Regions from separate parts of the Homo sapiens genome. Here region 1 is linked to region 2. A link is a contact called in ENCODE Hi-C data. All regions are on one chromosome and are shown on one strand. Each heading gives the region's core, a stretch centred on a gene start or an enhancer-like site at or near the end of the contact. The rest is flanking DNA. Distances are from core to core; before and after follow the strand shown.

Evidence for each region. Hi-C counts contacts between places; a loop is a spot of excess contacts on that map. Pooled maps may share reads with other maps.
Region 1: a pooled map shows a loop between it and region 2 (11-fold over the local background). The contact joins the enhancer-like site here to the promoter of DSEL-AS1 in region 2. A Hi-C loop is called at or near these places in 3 of 50 pooled maps.

Annotation. Positions count from the first base shown.
Region 1 is chr18:69,932,679-69,938,559 of GRCh38, reverse strand. The region is part of intron 2 of CD226 (CD226 molecule); the gene reads left to right. Among named protein-coding and RNA genes, the nearest start is that of CD226, 12 kb to the left of the region's middle. RefSeq lists enhancers at 2,583-2,802, 2,189-3,388. Within about 2 kb of position 3,524, at least 8 of the 41 ENCODE cell types and tissues checked have a DNase peak (open chromatin) inside an H3K27ac peak, as active enhancers do.
Region 2 is chr18:67,514,956-67,520,651 of GRCh38, reverse strand. DSEL-AS1 (DSEL antisense RNA 1) reads right to left here and starts at 4,106. Exons shown (of 5, transcript NR_033921.1): 1 at 3,903-4,106. It overlaps DSEL (dermatan sulfate epimerase like), which reads left to right and starts at 3,932. Exons shown (of 2, transcript NM_032160.3): 1 at 3,932-4,291; 2 at 5,160-5,696.

The DNA.
Region 1 (5,881 bases), core at 2,275-4,774, 2.4 Mb before region 2:
TTAAATTGTAAAGTAGCCTTTGACCAGCTGACAATTGAAATTATGGAACAACAAACCAGGATTGAAAATATCCAATTTGAAGTCATCTGAATGATCATCCAGCACATGTGGATGGATGGGGTTAACTAAGAAAGTACCAATGGATGGGGGCAGAAGTCTAAGGTCATAGCTTGTGGCTTGGAGGATGGTCACATTGTAGTGTGTTAAAGAAGGTGTTCATGTTAAAGAATGTAGAGGGCATAGAGAAAAGAGGGGGAGAGTTGGGAGGGAGAGGAAAGTGAACAGGTGAATTATTGATGTGAGAGCAGAAGACACATAGAACTCATATTTATAGTAGAGGGTTAGATTTTCTTGCTCCACACATGCAGGTACTTTGTGTTGGCTGTATTGTATGTTTGCTGACTCTGTGATCTCCCATATTCCAGTCCATTTATCTCAAACTGGGCACAGAGATGTTCCTCACTGTTTCCCTTTAAGAGTCTCATTCTCTCCCAGGTGGGATGAGGCTCCTTATATGCCATCCATGCTCATTCTTAGAAGGCTCTTATCTCTACACCCTTCAGGGACAAGTGTTCTCTGTCCAGGTTCCCAGCAGCTGACATAGCAGCCAAAGTTTTCTTTCATTCTTGTATATATCTGCTGGTTAGTGGCACTAAAGAGATTCCTTTAATATTAAGGGCTCCAGAATTGATGGCAGTTCTGAGGAATCCTATGATGAAAGGGATTCTAAAGATCATGCTGGCCTATATATTAGTTGAGGGCAGCATGGCCAACATTTTTCTAATGCTGGGGTATAATCTCAGCCTTTAAATTTGATTTAAAGCTGGGGAGAGGGAAGTGTCTCAAATCTGGCTTTTATAAATGGGTGTGCTGATTTGCAGGAGCTGAACCCACTTATCCATTAATTCACTCATCAAGTCTTTCCTGAGAATCTACAATGTACAATGTAATGTTCAGTGGTTTGGAAGATAGAAAGACATAGATCTTAGCTCTAAATAGGATGTAGAATATTGGGAGAGAGAAAAGTTTATATCACAAATTATTATTTGAGGCAAAAAAATAAGTCGCATTGTAGTCTAGAGGATATAATTTTATTTTACCTAGGAAATTCAGGGCAGAGTCCCTGAAAAAGTGGAATTTGAACTGCCAACCCAGAAAATTTGGATGTTGAGATTAATAGGCACTATTCCAGGAGAATTGCTTTAGAAAATTATCTAGAAAATAGACAGCTATTTTCTAGATAGTAGGCTCCAGTGTAACCTACTTTGGAAGATAATTTTCATTGTTCAAAAGGACCCCAACAACAAAACACCAAAAACCTCTAAAATTGAACCAACACATAGAATTGATCAACAAATTAAAGCAATTTATTCCGGTTTACAATTCATGGCTTGGTTGACATGTTGAATTGCTGCTTCAAAAGGCAAGGGAAGCCAGATGCACTATGCAATTGTATTTTACAACCTATCTTACGGTATTTGCACACTTTCATTTCGGCTTTTGTTTTGCCTATCCCAAATTCAGAAGGAAGGAAGAAAACATACGAAAATGACACTATCATATCTATTAATGACAGGTGAAAGTGATGGAGGAGGAGATTTGGTCTGAAAGGCTATTGCCTGTCAAAGGAAATTTCAAACAAGGTTAAGAAGGCCACAGAGAAAGAGTCTTTCTTATTCTCCTGTTATAAGGGTCACCAATTCCTGCTAGCTTCCTTAGTCCTTGTGTAGACCTTTTTCAGTTTTGTCTATCATATGTATCTCTATCACTTTTAATTTTCTTAAGTCAGATGGAGAAATAAGAAAAAAAGTCATTCCAAGTCAACTGATTAGAGAATGAAGCCATAAGCTCTCTCTTCAGGCCCATTCTGGTGAGATTAGAAATAAGTCATAAAGGTTTTATATATCCATGTGTGTGTGTATGCATGCACACACACAAGACTAAAAAATGTTACATTTTAGCAGTTTTTCATTTAAAGAAAAAAATACTAAATGGTACCTATAAGGAATCCACAAGGGATGAAGCAGAAACATTTTAAAGGCTTAAAAATCTCACTCCGTAATGAAATAAAATAGTATATAAAGAAGGCAGACGATAAAAAACATTTTAAGACTCACAGAAAGCAAGGTTATGGTCACTGCACTTCTCAAGGGTGAAGTAAATGGGAAACTGAAAGTGGATGGTTACCAGAACGTGTGCCAAGGTTGTTTTTATCCACGTGCTTTCCCTGTGCTAAGCCCAGGAAGGAACAGGCACAAGAACACATGTCACTGTGGGAATCAACCCTCAGGCTTTCAGGCAAAGCTCTGTAATCAAAAATCAAAAAAAAAGAGAAAGTTTAAAAACTCTCTAAAGCCAGATAATACTAAATTTATATACACAATTGAATTCAATAATCGAATGGCTGATACAGTGGAATTCACGTACAGGCACGGGTACAGGCTTGGATTTTTGGGGATTGAGATTGTCCGTCTGTCTCGATGCCTGGGTTTCTCTCTACCTCCTTCACCTCCTTTATGCCCCGTGAGACACCCCAGTCTTTGACACTTCTGAGCTGTAGCAAAATCCAGAGGAAACTTTTACTTTGGGCTTGTTGTCAAATGCAGTCAGGCGAGCCAGAGCAGGGAGTGGAATTGGCTGCCATCTTTGTGTGCAGCCATTTTGTTTATTTATACTACCTATGTAAACTTGAAACTGTACCCTTCTTATTGTAGGTATTTATATTTTCAAGATGATTGTAGAGTAGGGGTATGCTTGGCTGAATTGATAGAGAATGGGCTACAGCTGAAGCTTCGGACACTGATTCTCCTGTGACCTCAGAACATTCTGTGAGTATAGCTGGAAACTACACAGTTCTTGGTTTTTCCTCCTTCAACTCTCAGTGATCAAGACAACTCACACCTTTACCACAACAGCTGTTTACCCAGCACTGAAGGCGGCTGCCAACCACAACATGAGGAATACATTTCCTCTTCAGAATGGGTGTTGGTGGTGTGTGGGTGCCAATGCAGCGTGGGGACTGTGGCCTCACACATGAGTAAGAGCTGGTGTCCTATAGCCTTCAATGCCTGTCAAATAACTGTGGAACATGTTCAGCCCACACACGTTGAGACTCCTCCTCAGACCATCTCGGCTTCTGTGATCTTTTAAAAAATTCCTCACTTCAAAGGTTGAGAGCTGCAGATAGTGGGCATTGTTCTCCAGCACTTGCTCTGGGAAACTTCCTTATAGGATTAGTGAGTAGGTGTGAGTGACCTTCAAAAAGGCCTTATAGGAATTTACCTCTTAACAGATCACATTATTAACTGAAAGTAACATTATAAATTGCATTTTGTAAAATAAAAAATGTGAGATTTGAGATATTCAAAAGCAAACAAAAAGAAAATAAGTAACTGAAGAAAGTCCAAAAGCTCTTAGCTGGTAAAGCTCTCAGTTTTTACTGATGCTTGGAGCTCCTCTGTGGCTTTATCTTTGAGTTAATGCTGTCCTGTGATGGTTTAGGTAGCGTCGATAAAAAGATCTGGTTTCTAAGTTATGGTTTTTGTTGCTGGTTTTTGTTTTTGTTTGGTTTTATAGGGAGAGGAGGTTGCAGGCAGAATGGCTTTTTCTTTCCGTGGAGAAAATGGTAGGAGACTATTTCTGAAGACATTTAAGATTTTGAAACTGTTAAGAATTTCAAGACCATCAAGTCAATCCTTCAGGGATCAGTGTGAAATTATTCCCTCAGGCAACATCTCTTCTACTTACTCCTGAGCAGTTTTAATTAAATAACTCAGTTGATGGGGCTTCTGGCACTTCCCTTGAGAGATTATTCACAATCCAATAACTCTTAATGTGAGAAAATTTTTCCTGACTTCAGCTATTTAACCAACTTACACTTTAAAAAAATCTTCTTTGTAATCTGCCTCGAGAGAAAGAGCCATGTTTCATAGAATACTGATATAAGAAGACTTCCAAGGATGGAGGTGTAAAACACAATATTCATACTTACTAGTGTTGTAAATAGCTATGTGCATCATATCTGCACACAGTGGTGACCGTGGCCAAACAGAATAAAATCTGGGCATTAATTCTGGGAGCATTTAGCTGCACCATTTAATGAGCAGAATCCTAAGAAACTTAACATTCTCATTTTAGCAGACAGGCTCTTAAGAACATACTTGTTCCAATTCTTGGCCAGCTACATAAAATTCTATATGCTACCAACACCGATATTTCCAGAATTGCTTAGTGAAGGGGTGTGCGTGCGTGTGTGTGTGTGTGTGTGTGTGTGTGTGTGTATCCTCTGTGTGGACAGGATCATTTCCTTCATGATATATAAAGAACCCGAGACTATAGCAAATTTTAAGTCATTTACCTAATTCATTTCACTAATAGGATACATTTATTTCTCTTTGCAAACTGGAAGCTCTAGTTGAATGTATACCTTTTTCATGTGAGAAACAGCCAAAGAATTCAGTTGTTGTATTGGTAATGTTAGTATATGTCTCCAAAAGAGATCCTTTGTAAAGTCCCATTAACTCCTGACATCAGATTTCTCAAAATACCTCTTTATTATCTTTTAAGAAACATAGTTGCTCATTTAAGTGAAATAAAGAATACTTAACATAGGGCTTGTAACTTCTTCCTTTTATTCTCTTTAAATCCTATAAATGTTTCTGGAAAGAGCAAACATTTAATAAGATGAAAATATTTTCAACTACTCACATTGTGTTTCTTTGTGCTGACACAGTGTTTGAATTTTCATTCTTAACATGGTCTGATTATTCTGTTTTCAGTGAAAATAGCAGAATTGAACTAAAGGGAAAATGGCTAAACCTTGTTGTTGCTCAAATGACACAGAGGTAATTGAATCTGCTTTATTGGATGAAGGATGATAACAGTAATTAAAAAATCCCTGTAAATCTTACCTAAATCTGTTGAATAGATATTATTGTTTGCTGTGAGGAAAAGAAAGAATGTATGCCTATACGCCATGTAAAACGTTTGGGCCAAGTGACTGTAATGCAAGGTGGAATTTGGAAAGTAGCTTAAAGCAAGGTTTGGGGAGTTGGAGGTGACAGAGGTTACTTCTGGTTTGGGGAAACCATGGCCTGGAAATATAGGTGTAATTTGGATGAATGGAGACAAGGGCTGGCAGGAAGAGGGAGGAAGTTCAAACAGGAAAGTGCATCACAAGAAACATCGCATACCAGGGAGATGCTCTTTGTGTTTGAGGCACATGAAAAACAAATTTGGCCAGAGGCTTAGGGGAAGGTCGGAGGGTGGAAGGTCCAGATTTTGGACTTCATTTGGTTGTTAGTAAAGTTTTCAAATAGTGAAAGTCTCATGTTGGCCATGATTGGGAGCCATGACCCTACCAACAGCACGGAGGATGATGTAGAGGTAGGAAGGCAGAAAGATAGGAGGCACAAAAGCAGGCAGATAGGAGACACGAAAACAGGCAAGAAAGTGGGAGGCCTGTGGCCCTGCAGTGAGGGAGGACACTGCCCCCACGGTGCAGCCCACCAGAGCAGTCTTTCCAAATTACACACCAGGAAAGCTCCCCTGCTGCAAGTTTCTCCTTCCCATTTCCCCGCTCTTTAATTCTATAAATGTTTATTGAATGTCTGTCATATGCTGGGCCTGTGTGAGGTTGGAGGCATACAGGAGAAATGTCCCAGTCCCTCATCTCAAGCTCAAGGCTCTGTGTGACTTGATGCTTACATTGTTTGTGTGCAGAGGACGGGAATTGGTGGAGCTAGGAGTGGGTCGTGACAGTGTATGTGTGTGCATGTGGGAAGGAGGGTTGTGGAGTGAGGGAAGGGGTCATTCAAGGAACTTCAGAGATCAGAAGACACGAGAGCTTACTCATGAGGGAAGATGAGAACGGACTGAAGCG
Region 2 (5,696 bases), core at 2,857-5,356:
CAAGGCTTTAGTAGACTTATGGGGAAACTTTTTCCCCCAGAATTTGGCTTTGGTATTTTTAAGTTTTAATAAATCTACTTACTGTCATACTGACTCTTGTGCAGCTGGATAAACAAACTCAAGAAACACTCTTAGCCACATCTTCATTAGCAACTCTGCAGGCAAAATCCCTGTCATTTTGAGATGTTTTGTATTCAAAGCAATTGCGGAAAAAAAAAAAGTATTTCCAGACTCTACTGCCTGCTTTAAACTTGTGGTTTTGTCTTTATTATTGGTGTGGCCTATTACTGCTGGCCAACTGGGCAATAAAATTTGCAGCTTAAGTTTGGTGTCTGTTTCTAAACAGTTACAGATGCTATATCCCTAACCTCTGGGGCAGACACTAGTTCTAATACTGCTAGTGGATCAATATAATATACATCTGGCCCTGGTAAGTGGTTCGAGAAATCTGCATCTGAGCTTTCACGGCCAAAGCTGTAGCAAAGGTGGATTATGCTATGAGAAGAATAACAAAGCCGTCTCCATATTCAAATGGCTATGCTGCTTGAAAGCCCAGGTATTGGAGACCTGTGCATAGGAGTTGCTGAATGCACAGCAACTAGTTCTTGAATGTCTTGGCCCCATTTATTTAAAAACCACCAGAATAACAGATCATGGACAAATGTGATTTTAGATCAGGGACTTTATGTAGTGTCTAGGCTTGTTTTATGGCTTGTACTTTATCGTTCTCAGGCTCAGAGCTTGAATTTGCCTATCTTAACATATACAATTAATGCAGAAATCCTCTTGAAAATGTTGTATGACTTTCCAGTCTCATGTTTCACTTGAATTAAGTCACCTCAAGGCATAGCTCCAATTATGGGTTGTGTGGTAAGAGGCTTCTCAGCACAGTCAGGAGAAAGAGTGTGTGACTCTGCTTAGAATGTAGTAACCCACTTTAGACCTTTATGACTTTTTCTCTTCTGTCATAAAATGGGGGCGATAATTCATGTTAAACATTCACCAAACATTTTTCAAAAAGTGCCAGGCTCTGGGATAGATGTTGAGAAATAAAATTTTAAAAGAAAAATAAAAGAGAGAGAGAGGAAGGAAGAAAGGAAGGAAAGGAGCGCGAGAAAGGCTTCTGTTCTGGAGAATCTACTCTAGAAAGCATTGTTTCTGTTGTAAGATAGGTGGTTGTGGGTAGGTTGAAAGATAGGCAAATAAAGAAAACAGATTTTCATAAGTACTTTGAAATCACGGAGTAAAATCTCATGTAGATTTAAGATCCTTTTATATAGAGAGAAATCCCCAGAGCAATAGACTGCACTGTTCTTCACTTACATTAAAATAAGATACTGCTCCAGGATTCTGAATTTAGCAGCTGTTGGTACATGTGTCTCTTGCCACACTCATAAAGGTTTTTAATGTACAATAACATAGCATATAGCTCATCCCTTCTATGGTCGGATGCATTATTTATAATTAACTAACTTTGTACCATCTTCATGTGTGGAAGGAGCAATAATTGGAGCTATCCATTTTTAGTTCACAGAAAACAAGACTCTCTTCATTTTTGACAGTGCCATTTACCTACCACCCTTTCTGCCAATGATTTGAATTGTTCAGTTGTGGCTCTTGTTTTATTTTAATGCATTCACATTTTACCACTATGCAAAGATGTCTGTTCAAAATGAATTAGTCTGAAAGCCCATCTGAGAATGCTGGGAGGCTAGCTGCATCCCCACTGCTTCAGCACAGATGCATGGGGCAGAGCTGAAAGGCCACAATGTCGGTACCTGAATTCATTCTTCTCTAAAGTGAAAATGATCATACTGATATTTCAAAATCTGAAAACAACATTGGAAGAATATTTGCCTGGCAGATGTTCGCGCATTAATTCTCTCTGACTCACCTTGCCCTCGCATCATGAGACACTTTGAATCCATAGAAATAACCCTGCCCCACACTTTGTTCTGAGAAATGTTCTGTACATCTAGTAGCTGTGTTTACTAACCCTAAATTCTAGGCTCCCCTCTGCAAACAGATAGGAATCTCTGGAGTCAGCTCCCCGTTTCCCCCAACTCTACTCTCTCATAAATGTGGTTGGAGGCCATGGGTCCTCTTCCTCTATCAGGGGCCATGTAGAGGCACAATCCAGATTTTACAGGAAGTTGTGTCAGAAGAGGATCCTTGTTTGGGAATAAACCTCAGTGGAGGAGACGAGGCTCTGTATCAGCCCAATTGTTCGAGGTTCAACTCATTTCAAAAGCAGATATAGTACTTACAAAGGGGACTTGAGTGCTACTCATGACTTGAAGGAGTTTTGAATAGGGTACAGGAGTCAACCAGTTGAAATAGAAAGCAGAAAATAAACAACCTAAACGGCCGAATATAGGTACAAATGATATAGTTCTGGAGTAATACATTCTGGCTAGGGAAACTTAGGAGTTATTTACAGAAGAATGTAAGCATCTGAGTTGAGACCTGGATGATCAGATAATTTCAACAGTCAGAAGAATTTTAACTAGTAAGTGGGGTGGTTGGGTAAAGGACACTGTGAGGGAAAGAATGGAATAAGCATAGTTACTGAAGCACCCAAGCAAAAGCAAGTGTGGCTATTTGGACTGGGCTAGGGGTTACTACGGGGCCAAAACAGAAGAGTGATGAGGAGTTAGAGGCCACATTTCACCTCAAAGTTAAATGATTTGAAATTTATTCTGCTAGCAGTCGTCTACTGTTTGATTTTCAGCAGCAAATGATCTAAGCAAGACATTTATTTTTAAAATGTTAAAATATATCTTATTAAATATTACCAAAATAGTATGGGAAATGAAGAGACTGAATGTGTTACTAATCCCCAACTGAGAATGGAATTGTTCATTTGTGAAGCTTGATATTTCCCTGTATTTTTATTACTACTAAGCTATTATTTTTTACATTTGAGGTCAGAGCTTGGGTTGGTTTATGCCAAAGTGTCATCTCAGCTATCTGTGAGAAGCTCCATGTGTGGAGTGCAACAGGAGTCCCAGCCTGCTCTAGGATTTCCACGACCTGGCACTGCACTCACATGTCGTAGTAGCCGGGGCACACTGCCTTCTCCTGTCTGCATGTAGGTCTTTACCGAATACCAGGTCCCATTTTTAAATAAGAGGCTCCTTCTACTTGTTTGTCCCATGCTTCCCCTATTTATACTGCCTGAGAAATTGTTTTCCATCAGTAAAGCTGATTAGTCTTTTCTGTTTTCCCTTGATCTTTGTTAGCATCTGGGCTACAGAAGTTGTCCTCCTATATTAATCTGGGTATTTCGGTTTTGCTTTTCCAAAGGACAGCAAGCTCAGCCAGGCTGCCTCTCAGTTCCAAGGGAGTGCTCATTCCCTCCTTCCCCAGCCCTTGCTCTTTCCAAAAGGATGATTTCTGTCGTCCCAGGGCTTATCCCCTCCCACTCCAGCTCCTCCCATCATTTGAGTCAATCCCACAGCCCCCACTATGGCTCTATTATATAGTTGTCGTCTTCCCATAACCAAAAGGTTTTAACGCCAGCCTGGCAGCGTCTTTAGACTCTCGCACTCCCAAACTGTCCCCTCCTCCAGCTCGACTCCTCCGGGAGCGCGCGGCCACCGCTGCAAGCCCAGAACACAAACGCCTAGAGCTTCCTCCGCTTAGAAACCCGGGGCGCTTGGCCCCGCCTCACCTGCTTTCGGCCCCGCCCCGCCCGCCGCCGGCCTGCTCACGGCTCCTCCCGTCCTCCCCGAAGCCCCGCCTCTGACCCCGCCCTGTCCTGTCTCCGTCCCGCCCCACGCCCGCCAGCCAGCGTCGCTGTCTCTCGCCTTCCCTGAGGCCCCGCCTTCAGCCCCGCCTTCAACCCCGCCCCGTCCTGCCTCCGCCCCGCCCCCGCTTGCCGGCCCGCGTCGCCGTCTCACCCTCCCCGGGCTGCGCGGCCGGAGCTGGCACAGAGGATCCTCGGCCGCGGCGACATCACCGCCTGGGCACGCGGGCGCTGCTCTGGATACGGCGCCACCGAGAGAACCCGCCGCCCGCGGGTCTCTGTCCTGCGGTCCGTGGTTGCCCCCACAAGCGTCCGGCGTTTCCTGAGGGCGGGCGTGTCCGGGCCGTGCGGGTCGCGGGGACCGAGCGCGGCTGAGGAGACCGAGCTGGGGCAGCGCCTGCCGTAGCGCGGGAGACGACGCGGGGGTCTTGCGGAGCCCCGCGGGAGCCTGGCCCGCCGTGCAGAGCAGTTTTCTGGAACTCTCCACCTCCGTCTCCCTTGGGGCCCAGTGCGGCGCCGAGCCCCCGTCGGGATCTGCCTGAGGTAAGCGGACTTGGTGGCTCAGGGGTCTCTCGCCATCCTGCCTCACTCAGCCCCAGAGCGGGGAGCGGAGAATGGGGGCGGCAGGGTCGGAGGACGCCAGTGAAAAAATGCAACAGGCGGGGCGGATCAGGAAACTCCTAGCCTGAATGTTTCCTACAGAGGGGAGACTTGTCCAAGACTGAAACTTGCTTAGGTTCTTCCAGCCGCGGACGGGCACGGAGAGGCGTCTTTCGACACCGGGGTCCGAGCTCCCTCTGGCGGCTCCACCTGAGGACAGGGACTCGGCCACAGGTGAGCGCCGAGCGCGGAGCTCCCGCCCCTCGGCTTGGCGCCTGGTCACGATTCGCGGTTACCCCGCCGAGAAAAGTGACTGGTCCGAGTAGTTCTCATTAGGAAGATACCTTCTGATCCCATGAACTCTAAACCTTCCCCCGGAATTAAAAAAAAAAAAAAAAAAAAAGATCTTTTCAACTTTCAGTTTTTTGTCCCTCGGTCCTTGGGAACAAGAAATAACAAGGATAGCAGGACTCATCTTTGTGTAAACTGCATTTGAATACAAACATTTTTTAAGTGACTGAAGCCACGTTAGTGGCGTTAAACTATAGATATTGTCGGGAGAGTTCTATCTTGTATATTTTGTATTGTTAGTTGCTTGTCTTCTGCTGACGGTCACTGGTTTCCAAATAAGTGCGTGTAAATGGATAAGAAAAAAATCACTTGCCCTAGCTTAGGTTGCAGATAATATGAGATTTTACTGTGATTCTAAAATTTCTATTAAGTGATTGCAGAATGTTTAAGTCATCAGTTTATATTCATTCTCAGCATACCTGAAGCCTCAGAGAATTTTTATTTTGTCCCCCATCCCCAGAAAAGTGTCATGAAAAAAGAGCAGAAGAGAGACCTCACTGTTGCTGAAAGGGGAATTTTCTTTCCCCGTTGGCGGTTACTTCATGATCGGACGAGAAGTATCTAGGTGACTGAAGATATTCCATTTTTATGTTTGTACACATGAAGCTGATAAAAGAAGATGTGAACATGATTTCTCTTTGTCATAATAGGCTGATGAGTAAGTAAGCCTGAAAAATATTTGAAATGAAGGCAAGAATTTTGAATTTTTAAAAACCAACTAAGACTTTGATCACTTGTTGAGGATGTTTCTCTCTCATAAATGAAAGAAAAACGTATTCACAAGACAAGAAGTATAAAAAGTTGAGAGGAATGACAACTGAGTCCACTCACTCGAAGAATGTCAGTACTTCATCATCTTCTTTGGGCAAACATACACAAATGCATCATACATGTGTGGTGAGCTTATCACCAGTGATGGTTTTCTGTGCTAGAAATGACTCTTAATTTGAATTTTGGAGTGCTTTTTCTCTTTTTTTACAATGTGTGTTCCAACTCT